Linked DNA regions of Homo sapiens: region 1 is linked to region 2. A link is a loop called in an ENCODE intact Hi-C map of the cell type or tissue named here. Cell type or tissue: ascending aorta. All regions are shown on one strand. Links, peaks and the distances in the headings refer to the core of each region. The heading gives the core; the rest is flanking DNA. Region 1 has its middle 9.0 kb from the start of MYLK2. Region 2 holds the start of BCL2L1-AS1 (BCL2L1 antisense RNA 1).

The links. A loop is a pair of places that touch in the nucleus more often than their neighbours do. Peaks named below come from ENCODE experiments on the same cell type or tissue, not always from the same donor. Only the 100,000 strongest peaks of a DNase experiment are listed, where the experiment ranks them.
Region 1: it touches region 2 in a loop (8-fold over the local background); 8 of 110 quality-filtered maps call a loop at or near these places.

Annotation. Positions count from the first base shown.
Region 1 is chr20:31,802,091-31,818,598 of GRCh38, forward strand. It overlaps the pseudogene ATP5MFP7. Among named protein-coding and RNA genes, the nearest start is that of MYLK2, 9.0 kb to the right of the region's middle. RefSeq lists an enhancer at 13,594-14,396. In ascending aorta, for the core only: no CTCF peak of the experiment used is centred there; a DNase peak (open chromatin) is centred at 8,371; H3K27ac peaks cover 6,820 bases.
Region 2 is chr20:31,664,693-31,681,200 of GRCh38, forward strand. It overlaps BCL2L1 (BCL2 like 1), which reads right to left. Exons shown (of 3, transcript NM_138578.3): 3 at 1-1,394. The coding sequence ends at 1,257. BCL2L1-AS1 (BCL2L1 antisense RNA 1) reads left to right here and starts at 10,416. Exons shown (of 4, transcript NR_187576.1): 1 at 10,416-10,523; 2 at 13,576-13,664. It overlaps LOC124904883 (a long non-coding RNA gene), which reads left to right and starts at 6,413. Exons shown (of 3, transcript XR_007067559.1): 1 at 6,413-6,498; 2 at 6,884-6,993; 3 at 9,492-9,555. RefSeq lists enhancers at 9,043-12,387, 10,202-10,251, 10,272-10,321, 10,654-10,948, 10,919-11,018 and 1 more and a cis regulatory region at 11,319-11,336. In ascending aorta, for the core only: no CTCF peak of the experiment used is centred there; DNase peaks (open chromatin) are centred at 5,749, 6,149 and 10,399; H3K4me3 peaks cover 1,745 bases; H3K27ac peaks cover 8,000 bases.

The DNA.
Region 1 (16,508 bases), core at 4,229-12,228, 140 kb after region 2:
TCACCGTGTTAGCCAGGATGGTCTCGATCTCCTGACCTTGTGATCCACCCGCCTCGGCCTCCCAAAGTGCTGGGATTACAGGCGTGAGCCACCATGCCCGGCCCAGGACAGTACTTTGTAATTTTTTTCTGTCTTATGTCAGAATATCTCCATATTCTGTTAACTCTCTCTCAGTAACCACTTAATCATGTATGTTATGCCTTCACACAGACTGTACCTTCTTCCCTAAAGACTCAGCTCAAGTTAAATTTTTTTTTTGAGATGGAGTCTCGCTCTGTCACCTAGGCTGGAGAGCAGTGGCACAATCTCTGCTCACTGCAGCCTCCCGCCTCCTGGGTTCAAACGATTCTGCCTCAGCCTCCCAAGTAGCTGGGATTACAGGTGTGTGCCACCATGCCTGGCTAATTTTTCTATTTTTAGTAGAGATGGGGTTTCACCATGTTAGCCAGGCTGATCTCCAACTCCTGACCTCAAGTGATCCACCCACCTTGGCCTCCCAAAGTGCTGGGATTACAGGTGTTAGCCACCGCGCCCGGCCTAAGTTAAATCTTTTTTAGAAATCTTTCCTTGACCTCTGACCTCCTCAGTAAAGATGGTCACTTCCTTCTTTGTGACTCCCAAATGTTTCTCTTTTTTTGAGACGGAGTTTCACTCTGTCGCCCAGGCTGGAGTGCAGTGGCGTGATCTTGGCTCACTGCAAGCTCCGCCACTCAGGTTCACGCCATTCTCCTGCCTCAGCCTCCCGAGTAGCTGGGACTACAGGTGCCCGTGACCACACCCAGCTAATTTTTTGTGTTTTTAGTAGAGATGGGGTTTCACTGTGTTAGCCAGGATGGTCTCGATCTCCTGACTTCGTGATCCGTCCGCCTCGGCCTCCTAAAGTGCTGGGATTACAGGCATGAGCCACCGCGCCTGGCTGTGACTCGTAAATGTTTCTTGTATACATCTCGAGTAGAGCAGTTATACTATATCTGAGTTACTTGAACTTGTTCACAAATTAATAGAGATACAGATATGTAAGTTCCTTGAAGACAAGAATTGCCATAGCCATCTCTTGTTTATTGTGGCTGGCACAGAATTGGCTTAGGTCCATGTTAAACAATATATTTTCTTTTAGAATTCACATCATTTTTGAGTATCAACTCTATCATTCATTGCGTGTGCTAGGAGATACAAAAGCATCTGGATTCTGCCCAGGCTAGTCCTAGGTACCATATATGACCTGAAACTTATTTTATATTCATTTTTTTATTCAGTGAGCATATATGAATCTCTTATGTACAAGTCATTGTAGTCCCAGCATTAATTGACAAAGCAAGATGGTGTTTCTCACAGTATGATTTGCAGATCCTGGTCCTCCTGAACCCCCATAAACTGATGCGTGAAGAGTGGAGAATGAAGGGGTGTCCTGGAACCAATTCTCCACGGATACTGAGGGATGACTGTGTATACCTTAGCACTGTTCTAGTCTCTGGGAATACGTCAATGAACAAAAAAAAAGACCTTGCCTTCATGGAGCTAACATTTTAGTAGGAGAGAGAGACAGTAAGCAAATAATTTAAGCTCTTGTGTAAGGTGACAGACGTGCTGACTGCTATGTGAATAGATGGGTTGGGAGTCGGGGGCATGTGAAATTGTAATTGGGAAGGCGAGGAGGTTCTCGGCTGTTGTGCAGGTGAGAGCTGACAGTGACTTGGGTTAGGGTGGTAGCAGTGGCAGAGAGGAGAAGTGGTTGGGTTCTGAATGTGTTTTAAAGTTGTAACTAACAAGACTTCCTAACAGATTGGATTTGGAGAGTGAAAGAAAGGTGGGCACCTTTCTTTCTTATAGAGGGCACCCAGGTGTCAGCCCCAAACAGAGACAGGGTCCATCCCTTGTACTGTGAGAAATCCAGTTCTACCCTAGTCCTTTTATTTCTTGTGGGTTCACAGCAGCATTCATTTTTTTTCTGATTTCCTCTTGTTTTTTTCCACTTCTGCTTATCTCTTGATCTCTGTGTCTGTTCTTTGTAGATTTTCTCTCTACTGGTATCAGCATTTCTCCTCTATCACTATCATTCATGTATTTCCATCTGGAATCATTTTTTCATATACCTTGTCTGGTTTTGTTCGTTGTTGTTTCAGGCAGGGGAATAAATCCGGCCCTCAGATTGAGGGTTTTGGGAGTGTTACTGAGAATTATGGATGTGAGGGATCCTTCTGCCCCATTTGCTCCATTCTGGATAATCCCCTGTGCAAACTCATGTCAGTGGTAATAAGTGACAGTCTGTTAGAGGCCACAAAGAGGAGTTACATTACTTTAGAGAAAGTAGCTTAACACTGAGATGTCAACATTCAGTGCCTCTTGCTTCCCAAAATTTCTCAGTTTCCCAGGGGCAATCTTTTCCTCCACCACATGGTCTCTTGCCTAGTACTGAGCCCTCTTTTTCTGGACCACCGCACATCACCTTCATTTTTCTAGCACACTCTCCCATTTTTCCCAGAAACTCAAACTTTCTGCTTGCATTTTACAGAAAAATTATTTTATTCATCCCTTCAGGCCATGTGCTAATAGGAGCATCATCTTTCCACACTCAGGTCACTCAGGAATTTTCCTAAATAAAGAACATATCCTGAGATAAGAATTTACTGAATTTTAAGAATTTAGCTGCTACTTTTTGCTCGCCTTTTTTTTTTTTTTTTTTTGGGAGATCTCGCTCTGTCACCCAGGCTGGACTGCAGTGGCACTGTCTTGGCTCACTGCAACCTCTGCCTCCAAGCGATTCTCCTGCCTCAGCCTCCTGAGTAGCTGGGATTACAGGCACATGCCACCACACCAAGCTAATTTTTGTATTTTTAGTAGAGACGGGATTTCGCCATTTTGTCCAGGCTGGTCTCGAGCTCCTGACCTCAAGGGATCTGCCCACCTCAGCCTCCCAAAGTGCTGGGATTACAAGTGTGAGCCACCATGCCTGGCCTTTGCTTGGCTATTTTGCAAAGCTCCTAGCACATACACACATGCAGATTGTCAGAATTCCTGGGAATTCTGGGAAATCTGGGAAGCATGCTGCTTTGTTTTCAGTGCATTTTTAACTTGGCCATGATTTCCTATTGCTGATATTTTTTTTTTTTTGAAACGGGGTTTTGCTGTTGTCACCCAGGCTGGAGTGCAGTGGCGTGTTGTCAGCTCACTGCAACCTCTGCCTTGCAGGTTCAAGCAATTCTGCCTCAGCCTCCCGAGTAGCTGGGATTACAGGCATGCACCTGGCTAATTTTGTATTTTTAGTAGAGAGGGGGTTTCTCCATGTTGGTCAGGCTGGTCTTGAACTCCCGATCTCAGGTGATCTGCCTGACTCGGCCTCCCAAAGTGCTGGGATTACAGGCGTGAGCCACAACGCCCAGCGATATTCTTGTACTAATTAATATATGTATAAGATTACTGCTCACTCTTAGCTTTGGTTGATTGTTTTGTCCTGTGTAATTGCTTGGTTACCATTTTGATTGTTTTATTCCTTACCAGGTCTTTTTTCTAGAGTCTTGTCCCTGGGAAGTGGAGCCAGCATGGTAGACAGAACAAAGTTGCAGTTGCTCCAGCATTTAACAGAGATGAGACCTGGACACGAATAATCGTAACACAAGATGGGATGTGATTCAGTAATGTGAGACAGAGTGCTGTGGGAGTTTAGGGATTGTTTTTGAAAGTGAGGTTGCAGTTTGTAAAGGTTTTTTTTTTTTTTTTTAAAGTAAAATTTGCAAAAGTAGTACTGCCTTTTGGAAACAAGTAAAATGCTACTAACTGTATGAAATAAAACACGAAAGTCTCCTTCCTTCCCCTACTCCCACGTCCCAGTGTAACCCATGGTTCGCAATAGGATTCTTCCAGAATGTTTTCTCTGAGCACACACATAGAGCATTTTTTTTAAAAGAAATAAGATAGTAGTAGCATTATGCATTTTTAAAAATTTTAATTTGTTCTTTAAAAGGTTATACATTCACATAGTTCTGAATTGAAAAGATACAAACGTAGAGTCTTCCTCCTGCCTTTTCTTCCCAACTGCTCAGCTCCCCTCCCCAGAGATAGTGCTGCCAGTTTCTTAAGTTCCCTTGCAGAGACTGTTTCTTCCTATACATACTCCTACCTACCCTCCTTCTCTTATTTTTTTACACAAATAGCATCATACTTTACACTCTGTACCTTGGTTTTTTCATACATGTTGTGCATTTTAAAGATGTAGTTCAGGTGCCACCTCAGGCATGTCCTGGCTTCCTTCCTGACAAGTATGAAGCCTCTTATGACAATCTAGTGACATGGAGGCAGACCTGCATGATGTCCTGGGTTTGTGACCTGAGGTCCCAAGGACTAGAGGGCAAGGTAGCAGCACCTGGTCCTCATCTCCTCCTGGCTTAATTGAGCTTTGGGGGCTTGCGTATTGTCTTGAGTGTTTGGTTGAACCTGTATATCCTGTTGGATCAATCTTGATATTGCTTCCTTTTCATTTCTCTCGATGAAGGCCGTCTTACTGAATCTTGTCTGCTGGGGAAGTTCCTCATTGCTGAGAGCAGCAGTTAAAAAAGCTGTTAGCCACGTGGCTGGGCTCCTATTTCTGCAGAGGCAGGCTGAGTTACAGCTTGGTGGTGTGGATCCAGGTAGGAATTGGTCAACATTCTGAATCCTGAGCTGCCATCTGCCTCGTAGCCTGCTGGGATGCTCAGTTTAGACAACATATAAAGTTTCCTGGATACGGGACAAACCCAGGCCTATGGAAAGAGCAGGAAGGTTAAAGTGTGTGGTACTTTGGGCAATGACGAAGGCGTAACCAGGGAGCTGACATGTTTGCTCCAAAGCCAAGAATTCCAGGACAATTTGTTATCCAGCTGAAGCCAGTGTAGTTGCTACAAAAAAGCCTGGGGACAAAAGCATGCTTTTTACTTGTTTCCCTGTCTTCTTGCACACCTACTCTATTTTCTAAAGCTGTAGTAAAGGTTGCTGACATTGGAAATGTTTGATGATTTTTGCTATTCTCCTCGTAAATGAATAAGAGTCTGGGCTCAGGCCAAACCATGGCTCTATGTGCTGAAAGTATCAGCTTCCTGAAACAGCTTCACAAATGCTGACATTTCACTCAGACCAGGAGGGTCAGGGGAAAGGCCTAAGCAAGTACTAGGTTTTATCATGAAAGAATGATTTCAACAGACTAAACCTGGTCTGATGGCATCAAATGCCCTTCCCCCACCTTTTTTTTTTTTTTTTTTTAAAGCATTATTGGTCAGAGAGGAAATAGAAACTTGGGCTGTCAGATCTGAAGAGACCCACATAGCATGGGACTGGTGTCCCAGAACATTGCAGGTGTGTGAATGCATGAAGAGTTGCATCCAAGTGCTATTGCCCAGCTTGTTTGGGCACTGATGGTCTCAGGTCTTCTTTCAGGAGCAAGGGTGGGAGACATTTCCAGTGGGTCAAGATACTAGTCAGTGGTCATAACTTGTAATGTGAAAAGCAGTCTGGGGCAGCCTTATTTAAGCTTGCTTAGTGGTGAAGAGAGAGGAGAAGGCTGTAGCCTTGCACTGACGCACCTCTATCACCATACTCAGGGACACTCTGTGACACAGATGAGTGGGGTTTTTTTTTTTCTTTTGTAAAACTTTGGTTTTATACATAGTAGAGCTTTTCTCTCTCTCTCTCTCTATATATATATATATGTGTGTGTGTGTGTGTGTGTGTATGTATATATATATATGTATATGTATATATATAGTATTCTTTTCTTTTTCTTTCTTTTTTGAGACGGAGTTTCCCTCTGTTGCCCAGGCTGGAGTGCAGTGGCATGATCTCAGCTCACTGCAACCTCCGCCTTCCGGGTTCAAACAATTCTCCTGCCTCAGCCTCCTGAGTAGCTGAGATTACAGGCACGCACCACCACGCCTGGCTAATTTTTGTGTTTTTAGTGCAGATGAGGTTTTACCATGTTGGTCAGGCTGGTCTTGAACTCCTGACATCGTGATCCACCCGCCTCGGCCTCCCAAAGTGCTGGGATTACAGGCGTGAGCCACAGCACCCAGCTGGTATTATTTTTCATTTAGCATAATAGTAACTCATTTTTCCTGTATTATTGCATACTTTGTAAATACCAATTTTAACAGCAGGATGCTATTCCATTGTTCTGAGTTTGCTTCTCCACATTGAAAGTGCTTATTTTACAAAGGATTTTTCTTAGCTCTATTTGCAGGACAGAATTGTCTGCATTTGCTTCCCCCTAACACATCATGTTTGTCTCTAAACTTTATTATTATTATTGTTTACTAGTCATCTTTTATTTGGAGGTTTATTTTCATTTGGATAAAAAGATTCAGCAATGATCACATTCCTCATGGAGGGATTCTGGGCCAAGGAGGTTATGGTCAAGAGTGCGGAGTGTGCTCTCCACACTGGCCCCTCTTCGGTGGTTCTTATGTTTGAGCTCCTTATAAGAAAGGCAGTGGCCAAAAGGCACGTAAGCTGCCAGCACCATGGAAACCCTGGTGACACTCCCTTTTTTCATGTTGTCATGCTTGTTGTATTTAATAGTATCTGTGGTAACCTCTTTGAAACGCTTCAACAATGCCTTTGGTGGTAAAATCAGTATCCAGCTTGGCAGCTCTACTAATATGACATCCATGAATGAGTTTCTTCTTCATTGGTATGACTGATGCCATTGTGGAGTCCTGGTGTCTGCTGTCTCTAAACTTTAAATGGTGGTTCTCAAACCACTTACCAGTCTATGTTTGTAATTAAAATATAAGCTTGAAAGTGAATAGAAGCCCTTCCCAAAAGCATAGTTAATGACATTATCCTGGCTTGCACATTTGCTGAATGGAAAGCTCTTTTTGGCTGATATGATGTCAACATTACTAACACCCATGTCCAGAGACAACGTTCATTGGCATTTAACAAAGCCTTTCTGGAGATAATTCTAGTTATGTTCTTTAAAGTCTTGGGATGCCACATTTTCAAGTAGATTTGTTGTCTCTACTTTAGATCAGATTTGAAAGGAGAAAGCTCTTAGTCTTTCTTAACTCTACCAGGAGGTTGGGTGCGGTGGCTCACGCCTGTAATCCCAGCACTTTGGGAGGCCGAGGCAGGTGGATCACAAAGTCAGGAGTTTGAGACCAGCCTGACCAACATTGTGAAACCCTGTCTATACTAAAAATACAAAAATTAGCCAAGCGTGGTGACAGGCGCCTGTAATCCCAGCTACTCAGGAGGCTGCGGCAGGAGAATCGCTTGAACCTGGGAGGCGGAGGTTGCAGTGAGCCAAGATCATGCCACTGCACTCCAGCCTGGGCGACAGAGCAAGACTCCATCTAGAAAAACAAAACAAAGCAAAACAAAACAAAACAAAGACTCTACCTGGGGCTGTGATGTGTCTTTTGGGAAGAAGGGTGGGATTATAATCTCACTCCGGTTAGAGAAATGATGGGTAACCTTTAACAAGTTATTCCTCTTTTGGGGGCTTCAATTTCCACATCCGTCAAATAAGATTGAGCTGGAACAATTAATAAGGCTCCTTTCAGCTTAAATATTTTTAGATTTTTTTCTAGGCAGTTTTTTAAGCCAAACCAGCCCTACTTTTATATTTATATGTCTTCTATAGCCAGTTGTTCAATCCCTGCAAGAGAGCAAGCTCTCCTGTCCCTGGGTTTCCATGTGGACTTCAACGAAGTATGTTGGAGACCAGTGTTCTATCTTGTTGAGGACTTTCCAAGGGTTGTTCTGGAAACGGAAATCTAGCCCAGATCACTCCAGGGGACTAATCCCTGAATAATTCTGTCCCCTTGACACGCACACATATTTTCTGATGTTTTTCTTGACCTTGGAACTGGTTAAAGACTGCATAGAATGTTCAGTGAATTCTTGCAGACTGCCACAAAGAAGTCCTTCCCATCCAAGATATGATTTCCCCCCCAAGATTGAGATTATTTTGGAAGTAATCCTTCTATTGTTGGAGGCAGTTTAAGGATGTCACCATAAAATGGACTTTACCTTGTTCTTTTTCTGTTTCTCTCCGTTGCGATTCAGTTTTTACGTGTTCATGGACAAGGAGACCTGGGTTATTTTTGGATAACTGGCACAGGGTTCAAGAGAAATACAGAATTATTTCATGGAATAAACCCTAGATTGGGAACTGGGAGAGCTGCTCTCGCTTTGTGACTTTGAACATGTTGTTTATATTCTCTGGGTCTCAGTCTCCTCATAGAAGTTAGAATGATCTTGCTAGAAAGGACCCTTCCTCTAGCACAGTGGAGGGGAATTTCTCTCCCGCCTTACCATGCCCCAAAGGCACTGTGGGCAGCAATGGTGACTGTTACCCACCCAGCTAGCCAGTGTGACTCAGAGTGGCCGTGCTTGAGTCACATATTCAGTGTTGTCAGTGGCTGTGTCACCAAGGATTGCCAGAGGCCTTTGCTATTTTCCCACAGCTAACAACCTGACAGGATAGGGTCAGCAGCTTCTAGTTAACAGCTGGCCAAAAGAAGCAGGGAGACATCTCTGCAGGGGAGGAGGTTCATGGGAGTTTGTTCAAGCAAGAGAGGCTTTTTCTCTCTTGGTAGTTTGTTACTGCAGCAATAGAAAACGAATGGGGGAAGCAACACAGAGCACACAGTCACTCAGGAGCTGGGAGGGGTTGCCAGTGCGCCTCCCCTTCATGAAACCACTTCACTTTTTTTTTTTTTTGAGATAGAGTCTCGCTCTGTCGCCCAGGCTGGAGTGCAGTGGTGTCATCTCGGCTCACTGCACCCTCCATCTCTTGGGTTCAAGCAATTCTCCTGCCTCAGCTTCCCGGGTAGCTGGGATTACAGGTGCCTGCCACCAGGCCCGGCTAATTTTTTTTGTATTTTTAGTAGAGACAGGGTTTCACCATGTCGGCCAGGTTGGTCTCAAGCTCCCAAAGTGCTGGGATTACAGGCGTGAGCCACCGCGCCAGGCCAGAGCTTCACTTTTTGTGCATCTCTCTCTCCTTGGAACATTTGCTGTACTGATGACTGGGTCTCAGTGTTCTGTGTTTCCCCACATACACCACAACGCTACTCTTGTGAGCTACTCAGAGGCCTAAGCATCTTGGCCTGTGGGACTTTTATTCTCTAAGACAGTGGTCCTCAGAGTGTGGTCTGTGGCCCAGCAGCAACAGCATCATCAGGGACTAGAAATGCAAATTCTTTATTCCCACACTAGACCTACTGAGTCAGGCACGCTGAGGGTGGGGCCCAGCAACGTATATTTTAACAAGCACTCCAGGGGACAGTGATGCGTGCCTAAGTGTGAGGACCACTGTGCCAGGAGAGGGACCTGCAAATCCTGACAGACAACAGGTCTCCTAATGCAGGTACCCATGGGCCAAGGAGCCAGCAGCCACTCTCCTGTGACCTTAGTGCCCAGCCAGTCAAGAGCCTGTCTCAGGGTGAGAACATCTTCCTCCCTTCCACAGCCCCTTGAGGGGTCACCTTTGTACAGTCTGACTGAGTTAGACACGGGAGAGCTGCTGAGCTTGTTGAGTGGATGTTTTATCTCCTTAGCCAAGACTCCATTCCCAGAATGAAGACGGAGGGAAGAATGCTTTTCCATATGTTCTTCCAACAAGTCATATGACAGATGAGGAAACCGAGGCTCAGAGTTTAAGTTACTCATCCAAAGTCATGCTGCTAATAAATGGCAGAGTCAGAATTTGGACCCACGTCCATCTGCCCTCCAGTGTCCTTTCTACCGCAGCAACTTGCATCCCTTGACCAGAGCCAGCTCCAGGAGGATAGGGCCTGGCTTTTTCTGGATTTGAGCTGGAGCCCTCACTGAACTCTTGACCTTGCTGTGGGAACCTCCAGCTAAGCTTCTCAGACACTGGGAGGCAGGTCCTCTCCTTGCTTTCACCCTGTCAGCACAGCGGGCATCTCGGACCATGCTGGATCCCGTCAGGGATGTGGCAGCTGCCAGTCAGTTAAGTCACAAGCCTCAGCAGGCCTGAATGATAGCCAAGGTGGTCACCGTGCCAAGTGGATTGCAGCCAGGAGGTGCCTTGCCTAGCCCACCCCTCATCCTTTATTTGGAGGCCCCTCACCATCTCAGGCAGGGTCTTCTTCCCCCAGCAGCTGCTCAGAGCTTGCCATGCACCCCCTGGTTCTTATGGTAGCCCAGTTTAGCAAACGGACCTGAAGTTTTATAAATAGCGCAATGGCAGGCTGGGAAGCTGTCCTGTGTAAGAGGACAGAACATGCATTCTCTGCTCCTCGAGCCATTTCCTGGGATCGGGTGATGGGAGTGACTTCTAGTGCAGATAAAGTCGAATTACTCTTATCTTCTAGGTCTATACTCCACACTTGGTCTTGCTTCTACTGTTTGGTATGTCTGTGGTTTCCCCCTACTGCTTCTGCCTTTATGTGATGGTGCTTCCAAGTCTGCTCCCGGGACGTTTCCTGTTCTTGGAACAGCTGCACCAGCCTGGGGTACCCTCCTGCTACTTGATCCTATAGGGAGGTGTCCAGTGGCTGTGGGCAATTTTCAGATGACCTTGTTCGTCTGACGTCATTAGATCGCTATTTTTGGCTTTGCTGTTTATGCTGCAGAAGTTGGGCTGGAATGGGAGAGGAGGAATGAAGGAGGGGCTGCTCTTGGTTTCCCATTGTTCCAGGGTCCTACCAAGTAGGTGCATTTATTCTTCCACATTTACAGAGCACCTACTGAATGTCAGGCCCTAGGGCAACCAAACTGATTCTTCACTCACTTATGAATTTATTTTTCAATGGGCATTGCTTTGTGGTACGGAGTAGTAATTAAATGTGAGGGCTCTGGAGCAAGAGAGTTTGGATTTAAATTCCAGCCCGCCATTTACTACCTCTGAAACTCCTCTGTGCCTCAGTTTCCTTTTGGAAATGGGAGTGATTATAGTATCTACCTCATAAGGTTGCTCTGAAGATTAAAAGAGTTAATATCTCTGTCTGACACATTGTAAATACACAATGAACGTTAGTGGCTATTACTACTAACCACAACAGCACCACGTATTGTACTAGGTACTTGGGATATGAAATTGAATGTGATGTAGTCTGCATCTGTTTTGCACTGGCATCTGGACTCCAAGGGTCTCAGATATTGGGATGGGGTACCCAGTCAACACCGTCAGAAAGAATACCTGCTGTGTGTACTATTTTTCCTACCTTATGTTGGAGGGCATTCAAGGGAAACAGAAATTGAAGTTTCTGGCTGGGCGCAGTGGCTCACGCCTATAATCCTAGCACTTTGGGATTATAGGGAGGCCAAGGTGGGTGGATTGCTTGAGGTCAGGAGTTTGAGAGCAGCCTGGCCAAAATGGTGAAACCCTGTTTCTACTAAAAATGCAAAAAATTAGCTGAGCATGGTAGTGTACAACTGTAATCCCAGCTACTCAGGAGGCTGAGGCAGAAGAATCACTTGAACCCAGGAGGTGGAGGTTGCAGTGAGCAGAGATTGCACGACTGTACTCCAGCCTGGGTAAAAGAGCAAGACTCCGGCTCAAAAAAAAAAAAAAAAAAAGAAACATACAAAAAAGAAAATGAAGTTCCTGTCCTAGGAAAGCCTTAGATCAGTGGCTCTTCACCCTGCCACACATCAGAATCTTTTGGAGAGATTTTTAAAAATACCAACATTCTGGGCCCCACTCCAAATGTTCTTAATTGGTCTGAGCTGAGGAGGGGCTCAGACTTCAAGAGTTGTAGAAACTCTCCAGGTGTTTTCAGTGTGCATCAGGGTTGAGAAGTGTGGCCCTGGGTTATAGGGATATGAATCCTGGAAGCTCTCCACTGACTGCACCAGGGTGACTGTCAGGACAGTGCCTCAAATCTGTTCCCTCTTCCAAGGCTCTCAGGATGCTTTCTAGAGAGCTGGCTCTCTGACTTGGTGGTTCTTGAACTTGGATGTGCATGAAAAATCACCTGAAATGCTGGTTTATAGACATTTCTGGGGCCTCATTCCAAGGAAGCTCCATTTTATTTTTTATTTTATTTTTATTTTTGAGACTTAGTCTTGCTCTATTGCCCAGGCTGGAGTGCAGTGGCATAAGCTTGGCTCACTGCAACCTCTGCTTCCTGGGTTCAAGTGATTTTCATGCCTCAGCCTCCCGAGTAGCTGGGATTACAGGTGCTCACCACCATGCCCGGCTAATTTTTATATTTTTAGTAGAGATGGTGTTTCATCATGTTGGCCAGGCTGGGCTTGAACTCCTGATCTCAAGTGATCCGCCTGCCTTGTCCTCCGAAAGTGCTGAGATTACAGGCATGAGCCACTTCGCCCAGCCAGGAGGCTTCATTTTAAACCAACTCTGGGGCTTAGTTACTGAGAAAGCCTTGCAGTAGCTGAATTGCGAGTTCTCTGAGGCCCTGAGCCAAGAAGTCCTTTCATGGTGTTTTATAGCTCTTACCATTTTCTCTCTGAAGAAATCTGTGTCCACGTTGATATATTTGGAATTACTTATTGATCTGATTAAGAGTTACAAGTCATTTCCAAAAAAGTTGGAAAATCTAGATGAATAAAGAATAAAAATAATCTCTATTTCTACGCCTGTAAATATGTCCATTTATATCCCTCCAGCCATCTTCTTTGTAAATATTTTGAACAAAAAGGATCCCGCTCTATGGCTGATTTTTATTTAATTTATTTATTGAGACAGGGGCCCACCCTGTCACCCAGGCCATAGTGCAGTGACACAATCATGGCTCACTGCAGCCTCAACCTCCTGGTGTCAAGCAATCCTTCTACCTCAGCCTCCTGAGTAGCTTGGGACCACAGGTGTGCACTGCCACGCCTGGCGAATTTTTAAATTTTTTTGCAGAGATGGGGTCTCACCATGTTGCGCAGGCTGGTCGTGAACTCCTGGGCTCAAGTGATCCTCCAGCCTCGGCCTCTTAACATGCTAGGATTACAGGCATGGTTGATTTTTATAGTCTTTTTTCACCTAAAATGTAATATGCAGTGATTCTATAGCTCTCCCCCAATTTCATCTCTGTGTCCTGAAAGTGACCAGTTTAGTCCTTGTCACAGTAGAGCCCCCAGTAATTAATCTTAGCAATAAAATTCTATAACTGTGGGATGGAACAGTGTGTCAATTGCGTTTTCGGAGAAACCTATGTCCAATTTGCACACAGAACGCCCACAGACCTCTGCTTACTAGCTTGGCTGGAAGGACAGGGTCTGCTGTAAGGACAGCAACCTTACCTAGGGCTTTTCCAGAGGCCTGAGAGGTCCTGCCAAGGCCCTGGGCTCAGGGGTCCAAGGTGGGAGAGGGCGAGAGAAAACAACGTGCTAATGCAGCCTTGAGTGGCTCTCAAACAGGAGCAGAGGGAAGGCTGTGAGGGGAGTTGGCTGCTCTCTTTGGAGTCAGAAAGGTTGTTGCTCAACTCTTTGGATTTTCCATCACAGCTGGGCAGGGAGAGGGTCAGACTGGGCATGACTTCTCCGAACAGGTCCTTTTAAAGCCTCTTGGCTGAACTGATTTCCTCTCCAGAGCCAAGGAAGCAGTGCCTGGGTGAAGTTAACCCCTTCACCCCCAACACATTCTTCCAGAGCTAGGTGAGCCTGGAAGCCTAGGCTCCTGGAAGGCAGAGCTACACAGGGCAAGAGGCCTAAGGAGCCGTGAACTCTGGCTGGAGAAACCTTCCCTCTGGCCTTGTTAAATCCAACAGGCATAATTGCATCCTGCTGACCTTAATTCCCCTGGCGGGTTTAATTGGTCTTGGCATTGCCCCACTTCCTGTCCTGCCCCTGTAGAGGCAAAGAGGGTGTCTGCACAGCTGGTGCAGGGCGGGGAAGCCCCTTCTTGAGGGTGGGCAGGGGCTCTGGCAGCCCCTAGGTGGGTGGAGGAAGTTTCCCCGTGCCCCACCCCTGTGCCTCCAAGGGAGTGCTGAGAAGCTTGGGGACTCCCAGGGAGCAGCTGGCTGGAGCAGGCAGTCCCGTAGATTCGGAACCAGGCCAGACTCTCATCCCAGTGGGAGGCACTGCAGGGGAGCTGGCGGGAACAGATGAACCCTCTACCTGGGGTGTCCACGACATTATCAGGCCCCCACAGTGCTGTAGGTACTGTGCCATTGGGCACTCTTTACATGTGTGCTGGCTAAATGCTCGCAGCCATGCTGTGAGAGGGAGGCAATGGGGCAGAGCAGTTATGAGCAGAGCCTTGGGTTAGATGGGTCCAATCCCAACTCTATGACTTTGCCCTGTGACTCAGTTTTCCTGTCACATCTGTGAAATGGGGATTAAAGAGCTGACATTTATACAGCACTCGCTATGCTCACACTCACTGTTGTAATGCTTTATCTACCTCCTGGGAGGCAGATGCTCTCCTTACGGATGAGGAAACAGGTGAAGACATTGTTCCAAGCTCACAGTTACTGGTCGCAGCGCTTCATTGACAGATCTCCTAATCACTGCATGGTAGGGAGTTGTAAGACTCGAAGGAAGGATACTCATGAAGCTGCTTACCCCAGGGCCTGGTCCATTTTAGAAAGAGTTCAATAAGAGTAATTATTTGGGAATAATAATTATAACAAAAGTAGCACTAATGCCCCTGAAGTTGTCCCAGGCTGGATTTTGGTCTCATTGGGAGGTGGCTCTGGATTTGAATGTGGGTAGTTTGAAGCCATTCACTAGCTGAGTGACTGTGGGGACAAGCCACTTCCCTCTGTGAGCATCAGTTTCCACACCTTTAAAATGGTGTAACATTGGCCCCTACAGTCCCTTCTGAGGATCCAGGGAGCTGGATCTTTGGCATAGTCTGGCCTGGCCGTTGGTGGGCACTCAATAAATGACTGGTATTGATAACCACAATAATAACAAGGAGATGCCAGCAAGGTCCAGCATAGGGAGGTAACAAACTCCAGTCTGGAGCCTTCTGGTTAATCAGTTATTTACTCATCAGACACTGATGGGCAAGTCCACTCTGTGCTGGGGATGTGTTTAGCCCCTGGCCTTCAGGGGGCTCCCAGACAGTGTCAACCAATGGTGGGATCAGCTGGGGCACTGTGGGGAGGCCAGAAGCAGGGGACCCAACATTCCAAATTAAACTAAAACATGCTCTGGGCCAGATAGAGGGCCAGGAGGTCCTAATGATCCGCATTAGGACAGGAAACATTTCAACCTTTTGAATGCTGCAAGATCCACAAAGGGGTTACTCAGCAGGGAGAAGGGGGCAAGGCACAGGCTGGGACATTTTAGGAAGGGAAGAGGGCTTTGGAGTTTGAAGAACGACATTCCAAGCTCAACTCCCTTCCTTGCTGAGTGACTTTGGGCAAGCTACTGATTCCTTTAACTCTCCTCGTCCTCATGCAGAAAATGAGATGAGCGCTCCCCACAGAGTTATCATCAAGATGATGCTTAAAGGCAAGATGGCTAAAACGAATGACAGGTGCTCAGCAAGTGGAAGCTCCCTTTCTGCAGGGGACCTGGGTTCAGAGCTCAGTTCAGCCCCTTCCAAGCTGTGACTTTGAGTAAATTACATAACCTCTCCATGCCTTGGTTTCCCCATCTCTCTAGTACCTACCGCACTGGGTTCTTCTGAAGACCATTTGGGTGGATCAACATGAGAGCATGCAGAGCGAGGCCAGGCACGTGGTCAGTACCGTATAGGCATCAGCTGTTACTTTTGCTTCCTGGAAGAGGCAGACTGTTAACTGGACCTTAAAGAAGAGAAATGGAGGAGAGGAGGACCGGGCCTGGAGAGGAGGGCCAGGCAGAGCAAAAGTAGTCAAGACTGGGGAAAGAGCTCCAACTATGGTTTTTACCAGCTTATACCAAAAACCCTTGACATTTGCTCACAAAACAAAACATCCCACTCATTTTGAATAGTAGCCTGTTCACATAGTTCATGGTTCAAACAGAAAAGTCAAAGTATATACAGTGATGTCTCCTTCCCACCCTTGGGGCCCAGTTCCTTGCTTATCCTACCAAATAAATTCTTATGTGCATAAAGTGAAATATATATTATTCATATATTATTCTCCCTTTTTTTTTTGCACAAATGGATAGCACACTCTACATGCTACTTTGCATCTTGCTTTTTTTATTCCCCCCACTTTGGTGGTCACTTTTTGTCAGTTCATTAACAGCTTCCTCAATCTTTTTTTACAGGTTCCTATTTCCCCACTGCTTAGAGGGGCTGCATTCTCCCTCCTTTCTCTCATCAAGCGTTTTTCCAATGGCTTCCCATTTGACAGAGGAGCCGAGGCCATGGAGTGAAGTGACTGGTTTGCTGCAGTCAGGACCTGAACCTGGATAACCACTCTACAGCTACTTCATTTTATCTTACTTTTTAAAATATAAAGACGGGGTCTTGTTATGTTGCCCAGGCCAGTCTCCAACTCCTGGCCTCGAGTGATCCTCCTGCCTCAGCTTCCCAAAGTGTTGGGATTACAGGTGTGAACCACTGCTTCTGGCCTCTACAGCTACTTCTAATGCACCCAGGTCTGGCCAGTTCTCAAGAGCCCCCTCTGAGAAAGGCTCTGGGTGATGGAAGGCTCCTTGGATCATAGCTGTCC
Region 2 (16,508 bases), core at 2,745-10,744:
ATAAATACAGACACGCTTAACAAAAATAGTATATCATCTTCACAAGGAATAAAAACTAGTCTCAAATATGTACAGCAGAGAGCCCGGGGTGGCTGGGACCCCTGGGGATGAGACAGGCCAAGGGTGGAGCAGAAGAGAGAGGGAGGCCTGAAGAGCTCCTGGCCAGGCCACTCTGGCCTTGGCAGCCTGGCTGCCCAGGCTGGACAGGCATGGGGCACAGATCTGCCTGGCCAGGCAGGACTGGCCCTTCTAGTCAGCCCTACCCCACCCCATGCAGCAGGCTCTCCTTCCTGCCCTTCCTGCCTGAGGTAGGGAAGACCCTGGGGCTCCCATAGCTGTTCCTGATAGCTCCCTTTCACCTCAGGGCTGAGTCCCCTGAACCCACCATGAGGAGCAGCCCAAGGCAAAGATGCCACAGGCTGCTCTTGTAGGAAGTGAGGCAGCTGAGGCCATAAACAGCTCTGGGGCATCTGTCTTGGGCCCAGTTGGTCCCTCAGTATGGTCATGGGAGCCAGGGAGGGGAAGGGACTAGGGTGGTGCTGAACTGCAAGGGCCACCCTAGCTTTGGCATGGGGTGCTTCCTGTAGCTATAGCCCCCTCCCTCCTGGGTGGGGCTGGCCTCTAGCCAGAGGCTTCTGGAGGACATTTGGACTGGGAGTGAGGACTCTAGCCAGTCCAGAGGTGAGGAGGGAGTCCTGGTCCTTGCATCTTTATCCCAAGCAGCCTGAATCCCTAGTCAAAAGTGGCCCCTAAATGGCTCTTAGGGGGTAGGGATGGAAGGAAAGGGAACCCAGGTTAGTGTGGGGAGAGTGGGGGGAAAATGATCAATTCTGAGGCCACAAACATCAAAACAAAGGCAATCTAGTCTCCTTTCTGGGGAAGAGGTTCTGAAAACTTTCAAGCTCCCTGGCAGAAAAACATTTTCAGGGAGGCTAAGGGGTAAGGGTTGCACCAATCAGGTAGGGCCCTCCTGCCCCCAGCCACAAACCCTTCCATACCTGCCAGCCTCCTTTGGACAGATTTTGTGGAAATTTTGTGAATTCTGAGGCCAAGGGAACTGAGGTGTGGGGGTCTCACAGAAGTGTGATAAATTCTAGAAAACTAGCTGCAAGGGACCAGATCTGGGCCCAACCCTGTGATGGGCAGGTGGGCATGGGCTGCATGTAGTGGTTCTCCTGGTGGCAATGGCGGCTGGACGGAGGATGTGGTGGAGCAGAGAAGGGGGTGGGAGGGTAGAGTGGATGGTCAGTGTCTGGTCATTTCCGACTGAAGAGTGAGCCCAGCAGAACCACGCCGGCCACAGTCATGCCCGTCAGGAACCAGCGGTTGAAGCGTTCCTGGCCCTTTCGGCTCTCGGCTGCTGCATTGTTCCCATAGAGTTCCACAAAAGTATCCTGCAGGGAGAGAGAAGGAAGGTGCAGTTTTAGTCCTCAGAGAGTGATGTAGGTGGGTGGGGAAAGGGGCCATCTGCATGCTATGGCCTTGGTGATGTGAAAAACTGTAGCCATCTGTGCCCACTCTGGGCCAGGTAAAGGGCTAAGGGTGGTCCTCTTTCTTGACCCTCCATTGGTGATAATCAAACCATGTTACTGCTGAGAAACAGGTAGAGAGGAGGAAAGTGCCCTGTCTGAGGTAAGTCAAGAAGTAGCACTTACTCCAGAATCCAAGGTGGGAACGAGATGGGCAGGGTCAGGGAACTGATGGAAGCCAGGTGGCTGGAGCAGAGTGCAGGAGAGGAGGGCATGGGGGAGATGATGGTGCAGGGGTGAGCAAGAGCCAGACCATACGTGGCCTGGAAGCCGCAAGGAGCCTAGAGTTGAGTCTGAGGGTAGTGTGGAGTGTGGAGCCACTAGGCCTCAGATTTTCTACTGCTGCACCAGAGGGAGGGATAAGGAAGCCCAGGGCTAAATCCCCAGGGTCATTTGAGGCCAATTCAGGGGTAGAATGGGTCCTGGGACTTCAGCCAGAGGCTCCTCCCTCTGGAGGGAGCCTCTGGTGGGCAGGTTGGTGACAAGAAGAGCAGGGCAGAGGAGAGAGGGTAACAATGATGCAGGACTGACAGGCCTCCATCACGGGGTCTGTGAGGCCTTGTCCCGGACATCCTCCACTGCAGGGGGTGTGACTCTGGGCCCAGGAGGTTGTGATCAACAGCCCTCTGCCCTGAATCTAAGTCAGAAGGGAAGCACATGACAGGGGGAAGGAGGAGCTGTGGGCTAAATTACCCAGCCCAGGGTGCAGCAGCCTGTGGGGCAGGGAGAAGGACGCTTAGAACATAACTTTTATGAGTAAGCGTAGTACCCAATTTGTCCTTTAATCCTCCCAACAATTCTGCAATGCAGGCTGTCTCTCCCCATTTACAGGCCAAGAAGCTGTGCCTCTGAGGGTCCAGGGACTGGATCAAGGTCACCCAGCTGTGTCAGTGGTGGAGCCAGAATCTAAAACTGGCATCTGGCACCTAGAAATATGTAAGAAAGAAGTAAGTTCCAGGCTGGGTGCGGTGGCTCATGCCTATAATCCCAGCACTTTGGGAGGCTGAGGTGGGTGGATTGCCTGAGGTCAGGAGTTCGAGACCAGCCTGGCCAACATGGTGAAACCCTGTCTCTACTAAAAATACAAAAATTAGCCGGGTGTGGTGGCACGCACCTGTAATCCCAGTTACTCAGGAGGCTGAGGCACGAGAATTGTTTGAACCCGGGAGACGGAGGTTGCAGTGAGCAGAAATCGCACCACAGCACTCCAGTCTGGGTGACAGAGACTCCGTTCAAAAAAAAAAAAGGAAGTACCATAGTACCGTGTGTGTGTGTGTGTGTGTGTGTGTGTGTAAAATGAATGAGTTACTGGCTGGTTCTTGCCTCTCTACCAAGACCTCTGCCACACTGGGCCTACATTTCCAACCAGTCCCAAATGGCCGAGTGGCTGCTCCCTCAAGACAGGCATGCCATCTCCAGTTGGCCTCAGGTCTCACCTATCAATTTGCTCACTTGTGACCCCTGCCGTGGCCCACTTCCAGTCTTGACAACCCCCTCAGTCCATGCTCCACACAGAGCTTTCTAAGAACACTGGAAGCCCTCCAGCAGCATTCTCCTGCACTTAGAAGGGCAGCATCATTTATTTTTGTATCCCTGGTACCTAGCAAAATGCCATGTGCACTGAGCTGCTAATTTGACTGAAGGAATCCTCAACATTAAGGCAGTAGAGAGCAGTGACCCATGAATCTCAGCCCTTGCAGAAGCACACTCCATTCAGTCACTCCAAGTTCTCAACCTTCCCAGGGCTTCCATCACACCTGAAATAAAGTCCCCACTCCTTACTCTGGCCAGCAAGGTCTAGTGGGATCTGGCTCCAACACTTTCTGGCCTCCTCCCCACCCCTGTCCCCTGAACTTCACTCCAGTCCCACTGGCCTCCTTGCTGTTCCTCCAACGTCTCCTGCCGCAGGAGTCTGCTGTTCCTGCTTGCCTGGAGCACCTGACCCCAGGTCGTCGCCTGCCTCACTCCCTCATTTCACAACCATGACTCCCCTCAAATGTCACCTCCTAGGGGAGGCCTTCCCTGACTGCCTTGTCTAAAACAGTACACCACCCCCGTCTCTCTCTGCCTGTCCCCTTACCTTCCTTGATTTTTCTTCTCAGTTTTTTTTTTTTTTGAGACACAGTTTTATTCTGTCCCCCAGGCTGGAGTGCAGTGGCACAAACTGGGCTCACAGCAACCTTTGCTTCCTGGGTACAAGCGATTCTCCTGAGTAGCTGGGATTACAGACATGTGCCACCATGCCCAGCTAATTTTTATATTTTTAGTAGAGATAAGGTTTTGCCATATTGGCCAGGCTGGTCTCAAACTCCTGACCTCAAGTGATCCGCCCACGGCCTCCCAAAGTGCTGGGATTACAGGCACGAGCCACCATATCTGGCCTTTTTTTTTTTTTTTTTGGAGACAGAGTTTTACCCTTGTTGCCCAGGCTGGAGTACAATGGCGCGATCTCAGCTCACTGCAACCTCCGCCTCCCAGGTTCAAGCGATTCTCCTGCCTCAGCCTCCCAAGTAGCTGGGATTACAGGCGCGTGCCACCACACCTGGCTAATTTTGTATTTTTAGTAGAGACGGGGTTTCTCCACGTTGGGTCAGGCTGGTTTCAAACTCCTGACCTCAGGTGATCTGCTCACCTCGGCCTCCCAAAGTGCTGGGATTACAGGCATGAGCCACCATGCCCAGCCACCATTTTTTTTTTCTTGTTTTTAAAAGATGTGCCCAGACTGACTTTGAACTCCTGGACTCAAGCAATCTTCCTGCCTCAGCCTCCTGATTACAGGAACTACACTACACAGAATGACCACCATGCCAGCTTTTCTTCTCAGTGCTTTATTTTTTAATTTTTAAATTTTTGTGACAGTGTCTCACTCTGTTACTCAGGTTAGACTGTAGTGGCGCAATCATGGCTCACTGCAGCCTTGACCTCCTGGGCTCAGATGATCCTCCTGCCCCAGCCTCCTGAGTAGCTGCCACACTACAGGCACACACCACCATGCCTGGCTAATATTTCTAAATTTTTTGTAGAGACAGGGTCTCACTTTGTTGCCTAGGCTGGTCTCAAACTCCTGGGCTCAAGGGATCCTTCTGCCTCAGCCTCCCAAGTGCTGAGATTACAGGCGTGAGCCACCATGCCCGGCCTCACCACCTCACCACATTTTTCCCCCATTAAGCTGTACTTCTCATAACTAGATTCTGTACTTTGTTTTTGTTGTGATGTGTCTTCCATACTAGATGTGTCTTTTTTTTTTTTTAGACGAAGACTTGCTCTGTCACCTAGGCTGGAGTGCAGTGGTGCAATCTTGGCTCACTGCAACCTCCGCCTCCCGGGTTCAAGCCATTCTCCTGCCTCAGCCCCCCGAGTAGCGCCTGCCACCACGCCTAGCTAATTTTTGTATTTTTAGTAGAGATGGGGTTTCACCATGTTAACCAGGCTGGTCTCAAACTCCTGACCTCAAGTGATCTGCCCTCTTCAGCCCCAAAGTGCTGGGATTATAGGCGTGAGCCACTGCCCTCGGCCTATACTAGATGTGTCTTGATGAGGGCAGAGGTCCTGTCTCGTTCCTATACACCCAGTGCTCAGAACAGTGTCTTGCTCTGTAAATACATGAGAATACATGAGTTAACAAATGTATTGCATGTCTACTACATGTCAGGCATTGGTATCCCATTTCATCTTCATCAGAATCCTGAGATGTAGATTTGAGCCACATTTCACAAATAAGATGCCTGATATTTAAAGCAGGGAACACTCAGCAAACAGATAGCAGAGTCGGGATCAAACTGCAAGACTGCCTAGCTTCAAAGGGAGGGCTGCTATGTCAGGACACTTCCCTGAAGTTGGAGGCTGGAGGGACCTGTCCTGTCAGTAGTGCTGAAAGGATGGATTTCCAGGAGAAGGAATGTGGGAGCAGGGTTGAGGTGGAGGATCTGGGGAAAGGAGGGCACTAGGGCCGTGGCTATGCTTCCCTGTCTCCCTCTCCATCCTAGCTAGCCTCTGCGGGTCTTGGCAGACAAAAATATTCTTACAGGAGGTTTGATTTTGTTGCTCCCAAGTACACCCAGGTGGAGTCACAAAATAGGCTTATCTGTGATGGGGGAGAGTTCCACACTATGAAGAGCATAGGAGAAGGCCCTGGTTATCCCAAGAGGCCAAATGTCTCTCAAGAAACCAGGGACACTGGGGTTGCAGCCAAAATGGGAGAGGCCTGGCTCCCTTGATGGGAACTTTCCTGAAGTAGACGGCTGGCAGCCACAGGAAATTTTCAGCTCTGGGGCTGGGTTGGAGTAAACAGGCGCTGTCCCCACAAGGGCACAAAGCATTCACTGTCCAGAAACAGTCATTCCTGGGTGGAGGGAACATTCTCATTTCAGTGCCATAGAAACATTCTCATTTCACCTGCCCCAGCTTCCACTCATGTGTTCCTGGTCATGACAACCTTCATTTCCATTTCAGCTTCTTTTCCTGGGGAAGGGGAGTAGTATTTCCAAGGGGTGTGGATTCTAAGGATTGCTTTTGCGGAGACAGCATGAGCAAAATGGGGCGTGCTGTTCCAGGGCGGGTGCTGGAGAGGCGGTGGCGTGGGTATATTTAGCCCATGGTTCACACGACACACTTGGAAATAAACAGAGCCATTTTCTCAGCAGGCGGCTGCTCTGGATAAATAAACAGGATTGCAGAGCAGCCCTGGTCTGGAAAAGCAGAGATAAGCCCCTACTGCACCTTGGGTGGCTCCCACTGGTTTTAACCAGGCTGGCATGGTAGGCAGGGGATGAGGTTTAAGAGTGGGTTGTAGGGAGGTCTCTGATGTCACAAAGGTTTCTAGGAGACCCAGGCCCAAGGGCCTGTCTGCATCCTCTGCTTGAGTTAAGAGGAAAGTGGGGTAGCTGACTTCCATGTGGGGGTTTGTAGGGCCACTGGCGACAGGCAATGGCTAATGACCTCCACAGGAGAGTCATGGATTCCTAGCCAGGTAGGCCCATGAAGTCAGCAAGGCCAACCCACCTGCCCATTCTACGTTTCCACTGCTGGTTTGTAGTAGAGCCTACACTAGAAAACTGGGTCTCCTGACTTGGCCCCTAGGAGATGCCCAGGCTAGTATCACTTTCAAGGTCCTTCTTCCAATACTTCAAGAGGCTTCAACAGTCCTGGCCACCCACTTGGAATGGCCCCACACTACATACTCCTGAGTGCTTCAGGCCCTGGTGCCTTTGCCAACACTGTCCTTTAACTGGTCACTCCATATCTTCCTCAGTTAACCAACCCCTACTAAGCCTATAGGACTCCATTTTGGAGTCCCCTCTTCCCTGCTCATCCCTCCCCAACCTCTGGGATGAATGTCTCCTTTCTGTTCCCAGACTCCTTGGACTTCTGTTTATACCAGGGGTATGCACTGAGGCTGGCATTGGAGACTCAGCCGTGAGCAAGGCTTCCATGGAGCTTATGTTCTAGTCCATTCTCAATGGTGGTAAGATCACCTCCAATGGCGTGAAGTGAAGCATTCTTAGACATTACAGTGATTTGTGGCTCTCCACAGGGCCACAGCACATAAGGAGATATAGAGTATATAGTATATATAGTATATAGGTATTGCCCTCCCATGAAATTTGAATACCTCAGCTATACTATACTATATATACCATATATATACACACAATATGTAGTATATATAGTACTGTATATACTATATATATACTTTACATATACTATATATTATATATTATACATATCTATATCTATATATACTATATATAGTATAGTATAGCTGAGGTATTCAAATTTCATGGGAGGGCAATTAGGACAAAAAAATCTGAAAAAGACTCCTTGCAGGGGTGGATGATAAAAAAAAAAGGTTGAGAAACCCTGTCTTACTGGGAAGCAGAGAGGATAACAAGAAAAAAAAAAGATAATTTTAGAGATGATAGGGTTTTAAGTCCTGGGGAGGTGACAGAGAATATCTGGGGGAGCCGGGCACAATGACTCATACCTGTAATCCCAGCACTTTGGGAGGCCGAGGCAGGCAGATCACCTGAGGTCAGGAGTTCAAGACCAGCCTGACCAACATGGTGAAACCCTGTCTCTACCAAAAATACAAAATTAGCTGGGTGTGGTGGCAGGCATCTGTAATCCCAGCTACCTGGGAGGCTGAGGCAGGAGGACTGCTTGAACCCAGGAGATGGAGGTTGCAGTGAGCCAAGATCACATTATTGTACTCCAGTCTGGGCAACAAGAGCAAAACCCTGTCTCAAAAAAAAAAAAAAGCCTGTTTTAGCAGAGGTAATAAGTGCAAAGGCCCTGAGGTGGGAGGGAGAGGAGGGGTGTTCCTGGGTTGATGGCCTCTGTGTGCCTGGTTTCCCCCAACAGTCTGGGGGCTCAGTGCAGGCAGGGACCAAGTCTGGCCCAGGACCTACTCAGACAGGCACAGACTGACTTCAGCTAGATCTCTGCCCAGAGGCAGCCAACTGAACGATGCAGGTCACCTTGTAGGTGCCTGTGACCCTGTAGAAGTCAGGTGAAAAGGTTGGCATGATGCCCTGAGGAAAGGGGCCCAAGTGCCAGAGGACCAGCCAGAGGCTGAAGTATAGTCCCTACTTGAATCTGATCTTTTAGTTCCCATCCTGGCTTCACTGCCCACATTTCCTTCTTTTTTTTTTTCTTGTAAATTTTTGGAGAGATGGAGTCTCACTACATTGCCCAGGGTGGTTTCAAACTCCTGGCCTCATCCTCCTACCTTGGTCTTCCAAAGTACTGGGATTATAGGCATGAGCAACTGTGCCCACCCTTCCCACTTCTTCCAAGTAGTGTGACTTTGAGCAGGTTACTTCACCTCTCTGGTCCATGGTGTCCTTGCTTTTTTTTTTTTTTTTTTTTTGAGATAGCCTCTCACTCTGTTGCCCAGGCTGGAGTGCAGTGGCATGATCTTGGCTCACTGCAACCTCAGCCTCCCAGGTTCAAGCAATTCTTCTGCCTTAGTCTCCCAAGTTGCCTGGGATTACAGGCACCCGCCACCACACCTGGCTAATTTTTTGTAATTTTAGTAGAGGTGGGGTTCCACTATGTTGGCCAGGCTGGTCTGGAACTCCTGACCTCAGGTGATCCACCTTCCTTGGCCTCCCAAAGTGCTAGGATTAAAGACATGAGCCACCGCACCCAGCCCTTACTTGTTAACAGTAATAAAATACTTTAGGAGCTGAGGCAGGAGGATTGCTTGAGCCCAGGAGTCTGAGACCAGCCTGGGCAACACAGGAGGACCCTGTCTCTACAAAAAAATTAAAAAAAAAAAAAAAATTAGCTGGGTGTGGTGGTATGCATCTATGGTCTCAGCAACTCAGGATGCTGAGGAGGATCTTTGAGCCTGGGAGGTCAGGGCTGCATTGAATCATGTTTGGGGCCACTGTACTCCAGCCTGGGCAACAGAGTGAGACCCTGTCTCAAAAAAACAAAAGATAAAAGCAAAGAAACAAAAAACTATTATTATGACAGCTGACCATTACCAAACATTTCAGTGTTTCACCTGTGCTGGGCACTGAGCTATAAAGCAGTCTATGCACACTAGGCCATATTTCCCAATTACATGTACAATCATCATATTCACTTGAGAGATTATTTTTTGTCCTGTCTCCCCCACTTGACTGTGTGTGGCTCTGTCACCTGTATCTCTAGAACCTGGTGTGCTATACTTGGAACACAGCAGATGCCATTCTAAATAAATCTATTTTAGAAGAACAAATGAATGCTTTCATTTGATCCTCATAACATTTATCAATAGCCCCATTTTACATATGTGAAAATGGAGGCTCCAGAATTTACCCAAGATCCCTATCTAGGAAGTGGCAAGAGTAGGATCTGTCTGAGTTCTGGCCTCACACCATTCTTTTTCTTTTAATCTATCCAAGATAGTACTTCATTCACACTCATTCTGATGTCCAATCTTGCCATCTTAGACCCTGCTATCTCTACCCACAGAAAACCTGACTTCCTTAGTGACTTCAGCAGCAGCGCACACTTCCTGAGCACATACTCTGTAAGGTACTCTTCTTGGTTTTTTTGTAGATTAGTTCATTAGTTGTCTCTACACTCTGTCAGTGGGTACTACCATTAACCCATATAGCTGATGGATATGTGGCCCACAGATGATCTGTGAATTGCTCAAGGCCATGTAGTGAGCTGGTGACCTAACTGGGATGCCTACACCAGCAATCTGGTTCAGTGCCTTTACTCCTAACGTTGATGCAGTACTCTGCTCAGTTTCTAAAGGACAATCATGGGCCAGGTCCATGTACTTCTGTGGCTGAGGAAGGCCTTCATTCTAAGTCCAGGTAACCTGAGGCTCAGAGATACTGAGACCTAGCTAAAGTGGATAAGTGGCAGCTAGCTGTGATGGCTCACACCTGTAATCCCAGCATCTTTGAGAGTTCAAGGTGGGCAGACTGTTTGAGCTCAGGAGTTCGAGACCAGCCAGGGCAATATGGTGGGACCCCCATCTCTATAAGAAAAATCTTAGAAATTTAGCTGAGTGTGTTGGCATGCACCTATAGTCCCAGCTACTCAGGAGACTGAAGTGGGAGAATTGCTTGAGGCTGGGAGGTTGAAACTGCAGTGAGCTGTGACAGCACCACTGCACTCCAGCCAGGGCGACAGAATGAGACCCCGTCTCAAAAAAAAAAAAAAAAAAAGGGAAGCCATTTTTAAGCCCCAGTATGTTTGGCAGCAAACCCCATATTCTGAGCCAGGGCCATGGCCCTGGGTCTGTCAAGGAGGGTAAAGTAGCCTGAGGCCATCAGCTGAATGAATAAGCACTGGCTCCTGCCAGCTGAGGGGAACTGGTGCCACAGGAAAAGGATGTGACGAAGACCAGGAGGGAAAGTGAAACCCTTCCGTCCTGGCTTCAGTGAGGAACAAGCATGCCTGTGCCAGACGAACCCTTCCTTCCTCTTGGGTGACTCTGGAGGGCCCAGGCCCATTGCTTCCTTCCTGCTTGGTTATTTCAGGAAAGAGGTAGGTGGAGAAGAGGAAGAGGCTACTAGCAGCCAGGAAAAGTGCCAGGGACACCAGAACTGTACCTTGTTCTGTCCTTCTCACATCCCTGCATTGGCAGGCTGTGAGTCACCTGCAGAGTCACCTTATGCTCCTGGCCTCAGTTTCCCTGAGGGAGAGGCTGATAAATGTGTGCTGAATAGACAAACATGGCCTTGCTAGAAGATCGCTGGGAGATGGTAGGAAGGGGGTAGGGCAAACGGAGAGGCCTTATCACTCTTTTGGCAGGGAGTTGCAGGCGGAGACTCGGAAGAAGTGAGGTTTGTGGTTGGAATCCACTTCCTCTGGTTTTCCCAGGGGAGCTGTTGGCTCCCGAGATGTGAGAAGAACATGGCCTTTCTCCTCTCCCCCACGGAAACATAGGCCTGGAGGTGGGCAACTTGGAGAAGCAGCTCAGTGGAGGCAGGGCAAAGAGAGGGGTGGCAAGACTGTGTTGGGGTCAACACCTCAGTCCAGCCGGCCCAGGTATGGGTGGGTGCCACAGCAAGCCTTTTGGCTTCTGAGCCTCAGTTTCTCCTGCCTTGACCTCCCTAGCAGTAGTGGTGAGATCAGGGGGTGTCATAGAGGGCTCAAGCCATCTGGGCTATAGGGAATATTTGGTGGTATCCTCACAACAAACTTCATGTTTATCTTCCTCCAACTCTGACCTGTTCAATTCAGCTGCCAGCCTCTCCTCCTCCACCTCCTCCCCCACCATTAGTTCTAAGAAGCTGTGCCTGACAGATGCACTTGCATTTCTCAGAAAAGGAAGCGGTTGTGCCGGGAGGAGATAACACCTCCGCTGGGGAATCGAGAAAGCTATCAGGCCTAGCAGTGCGAGTGTGGGCTCTCCATCTCTCTGGCTCAGAACCAGGGTGATGGGCTTGGGGGCAAAGAGAGAGAATTCAGAAAAGCATTTACTGGGGGCAGAGATGCTCATTTGGGGGCTCATAACCTCCTTCCCTGGAACCGATGGAGATAAAACAGCTGATGTTTACTAAGTACCAGGCATGGTGCTAAGTGCTTCGTGTGTAAAGAATTTGCTTAATCCTCACAATAATCCCACCGAGTACATGCTGTTATTACTCTCCAGCTTACAGATGAGGAAACAGAGGCAGAGAGGATAAATCACCCTCCCAAGGTCACAGAGGCCACAAGTGGTAGAGTTGGGATTTGAATACAGGCAGTCTGTCTCCAGAGTCCAAACATTTAACTGTTCCTGGGTGGCTGCTATGTGCTCATATAGGCTCATCCCCTGGGATTCCGATGCCTCCCGTCATCTCAACTCTCTCATTTCAACCCTGGTGACTCCCTATTCTTTCGTAAGTAGATGGCCACAGCCCTCCATTCTTCTCCCAGTGTCCAGGGTGAGAAAAACCAATACTCACCCTTGGAACAGAGTCGGAGACTCCAGGGACCTTACAGCATGCCCATCCAACCTTCCATGTAATACTCAAGCTCACCACGAACACCCCCATTTCACAGACAGGGTTCAGAAGGGTGGAGTGCTGAAGTCCCACAGTGGGTCTGTTTCATTCTGATGGTCCACACCCATGGGAGTTGGTAGTCATCTCGAGGGCATTCTCTCCTTATGCACTTATGGAGAGCTCCCTCCTTCCTGGGTGGGACATTTCATCTTCGGACAGCCCCGTTGGAAAACTCTTCCCTGTCAGGGAGCTGATGCTCGTCTCCCTCTGTCTCCCTTGACTGGCTGGTCTTAGTTCTGCTCTCTCTCCGCTGCTGCTCTCCTGCTCTCCTCCAAGTATCAGTTGTCTCATTTGTGAAATGGAAGTGCTATCTGGATAAAGGCAATTAATTTCTACTTCTCTACCAAGCTGGGCTGCCAGAGCACAGAGCAGGCAGAGAACCAATAAGTCTTGCAAACTAGATTAAGATATTTTGCTTTTGACCTCATCTGTAAAATGCGGATTAAAAAAATCCTTATTTAATTTTTTTTTTTTTTTTTGAGACAGAGTCTCACTCTGTCGCCCAGGCTGGAGTGCAGTGGCACAATCTTGGCTCACTGCAACCTCTGCCTCCCACGTTCAAGTGATTCTTCTGCCTCAGCCTCCCAAGTAATTGGGACTACAGGCATGCACCACCATGCCTGGCTAATTTTTTTGTATTTTTAGTAGAGACTGGATTTCACCATGTTGGTCAGGCTGGTCTCAAACTCCTGACCTCAAATGATCCACCCACCTCGGCCCCCCAAAGTGCTGAGATTACAGGCGTCAGCCACTGCATCTGGCCCAAAATGTCCTTATTTCAAAAGAATACCATGAGGATTCAAATTAATACATGTAAAGGTCTTAGAATTGTGCATGGCACATAGTTAACTTTGAGTAAATGTCTGGTTTATTGTTCTTACTAGTAGACCATGGCTCAGCTTGTGTCTCGGAGCCTTCTCTATGGCTTACAAGGGCCTGCAGGGTTTTCTCAGCTTCACCTAGGGCCAGGCTGCTTCATTCCTCACATGCCATGTTCTGTTCAGACTCAGGACCTTTGCCCACACTGGTGCTTCTACCAAGCTCTGTCCCACTTATCTCTGAGGTCTTAATCCACAGGTCACTTTCTCAAGGAGCCTAGCTGCTCACTTCTTCCCCCATCTGACCATGGGCTCTGTCCCCTAGGCCTTGCCCAGTGCTGGGTCCAGAGAAGGTGCTGAAGAGTCTGGCTGAGTGTTGGACAGAGAGGAGGGAAGAGAAGAAAGGCCAGTTCCCACTCTCTTCATCCCTTTCCTCACTGCCTGGCAAAACTAGAAAGAGGCCCCAATATAGCAGGTGATTATGCAAGGTGTCCAGTATTCTCCAGACACTTTCTCTCAGGATAAGGAAAGGGGACAGGAAGCTTATGGGAAAGTTCTAGAAAAGGCATCTTTTGCACTGTGCTGAGGCAACAGGCAGGAATGGGGTAGCAATCTCCAAAAACTAGGACTTCTTTCTGAGGTCTTTGACCCCAAGTGCTCCATAGTCCAAAGCAGCTTCTCCTTCCTCCTCTCCACCCAAAGCTATGGCGACTCCCTTGTCTGATGCAGATCAGTGCTGGATGCTGTGGGGAAGAGAGTACTGGGCTGACAGTCAGTGGATGTGGATTTTGTTTCCCAGTTCCATCGCTGATTTGCAGGTGAGTCCTTTCCCCTGCCTGAGACTCTGGGAAAGTATGGGCCTTTCCCCAACTGTCAAATGAAGTGGGAATCATCTCAAAGGGCTCCGTCTAGGGCTACAGCATAAGGAGAATGAAAGTAACTCATGCAGACAGATGAGTGACTACCAGGGTTCTCTCTCTCAGGGGTATCCAAAAGATCCAGTAATTAGTGTGTAAATTGAGAAGCAACATTCTGAAGTAGGAGAACTTGTTGCCACAAAGGAGTCTGATCCTTCTCCACCTCAAAGCCCGCTGGGCATTGCTCTGAACCTGCAGGATTCCAGGGGAAGAGAGCAATAGGCACATCTATGACCAGGCAGACTCCTGGGCAAGGCTAGATCTTTCCACGCTCTAGCTCCTGTGGCCTCGACCTCTTCACCCCAGCACCGCCTCCAACTAGTCCAGACAAGTCCCAAGTATTTTCAGCCACCTTTATCTGATCAGAAATGTTTGGAATTCCACAGCAGAAGGCAACAGCTCTGGAGGATTTGGGGAAGGGAGCAAATCCCTGCAACACCCTTCTCTCCCCACTGTACAGATGAATGCTCACACCCCATGTAACCAAAAACTCAGGGCTGAAGGCACCCACGGTGTTGCATTTCCTTCTATTCTGTGATGTGATGGAACTGGGAAACAAAACCCACATCCACTGACTGTCAGCCTCATACTCTTCTCTGCAGCATCCAACATTGATCTGCACCAGACAAGGGAGTGGGTTCCTTCTTGTTTTCTACCCTATTCATTTCTGCCCCAGTCCATTACCCCTTTAAGGTGCAGAACAGTAAGATGCCTGAGATGGTGAGAAGAGGGCTAGGGTACTTTGCCTGATGTCGAGGGAGGGGGCACCCAGAGGTGTGCTGTTCACAGTCAATACCCAGAGCACCACCACCAGGAGGCCTGGAAGCAACTCACTGTCCCACTTGATGTGGCCTGTGGACCACCAGAAATTTCAGAGCGTCACAGAGATGTGTGGTTCGATCCTGAGCAGGTAAGAAACTGAGGCCCAGAGGAAGTGAAGGGATACCTCCAAGGCTTCATACAGGGACAGAGCACAGCCTGGTCTCAGGCCTCCCTACCCTGGAGTGAGACAGTGTGGCTTCCAACCCTAGTTCTGTGACTACCTGGTTGCAGGACCTGGAGCAAGACACTTTCCCCCTCCAAGCCTGGTGTTCCGGCTGCAAAATGAAAACAGCTGTACTTACTTCACAGGCCTAGCAGCAGAGTTCAATGGTCCATGGTAAGCGTTCTGTAAATGTTAGCTGCTGCTGCTGCTGTTGTTATTATTATCGTTATTAATTGAGACGAAGTCTCACTCTGTCTCTGTCGCCCAGGCTGGAGTGCAGTGGTGTGATCTCTGCTCACTGCAACCTCTGCCTCCTGGGTTCAAGCGATTCTTGTGCCTCAGCCTCCTGAGTAGCTGGGATTATAGGCATGTGCCACCACACTAATTTTTGTATTTTTGCAGGCTAATTTTTGTATTTTTAGTGGAAATGGGGTTTCGCTATGTTGGCCAGGCTGGTCTCGTACTCCTGGCCTCAAGTGATCTGCCTGCCTCAGCCTCCCAAAGTGCTGGGATTATAGGCATGAGCCACTGCACCCAGCCTGTTTTTTTATAGCTAAAAAATCAGTGGCTCCATTTGTGCTTCTCATAGTGTCTCTCTTATTTGTAGCTATAAACAAACAAAAAGTAACAGCTAGTATTTGCTGAACTAATATTTACTGTTTGAATTCTCAAAATCTTGCAAGTAGGTGCTGTTCCCATTTTACCAATGAGGAAACTAAAATTCAGCGAAGTGATGAGACTTTGCCTGAGGCCCCTGGTTACTAGTGAGGGCATTCAACTTCACAGCATGTTAAATTTACCAGTGCAACAGGATACATGAAGAGATTTTACTAAGACCTTCTTTCCTTCACCCTTTCACCTACCCAATATTTACTGAGAATCTGCTATTCTTAGGCCTTCGAAGTCAGAGATGACTTTAAGTACATGGAAGTAGCATTCCCCCCTGGTTCCCTGGGTGCCTTGAGGGGTGAGAAAGGGAAGAGTGTGCTGAGGCTACTCAGTGATGAACCCACTTTCCCCTAAGCCAGATCTGCAAGGACAGTACTTGCAGAGAGAGTTCCTCCCTCTGTCTGATCTTTATCTTGGAAACAAAAGTGATGCCACGTAGCTTTGGTGAAGCTATTAGATGAGTTTTCTAAGATGGGACATGACCTATTTGTAAGCCAGGCTGACCTATGGAGTTGTAGGAAGGCCCAGACAGGCTGCCTTCCCTAGCTTTGGACACTCAGTCATTCAACAAATCTTCATTAAGTGCCCACTAAGAGTCAGGCACTGTACTAAGCGCTGGGGATAAAGCAGTGACTAAATAGAATGAAAATTCGTACCTGTATGAGTTTATAATCAAATGGGAAGAGACAGGCAATAAACATGTCAGACGGTGATGCATTAAGAAAGAATAAATGTGAGAAAGGGGGTACAGAGAAACATGGAAGAAGGTAAGATTAGAATCCATGGTCAGGGACAACTTCTTAAGGAGGTGAATTTGATCAGAGACCTGAATGAAATGAGGAAACAGGCACTGCAAAGATCTGAGAAAAGGCTGTGGGAACAAGTGCAAAGGCCCAGAGGCAGGAACACGCTTGAGGTGCTCCAGGAACAGGAAAAATGCCAGTGTGGCTGAAGTCCAGTGAATGTGAGGAGACTGGTGGTGATGAGATCTGGAGGTAGCCAAGGGCCCGATTGTGTGGGGCCTGGTAGGCCATTTAAAGACTTGGGCTTGTCCTGGGAAAGCACTGTAGGGTTTTGAGCAGGGGAAGGAC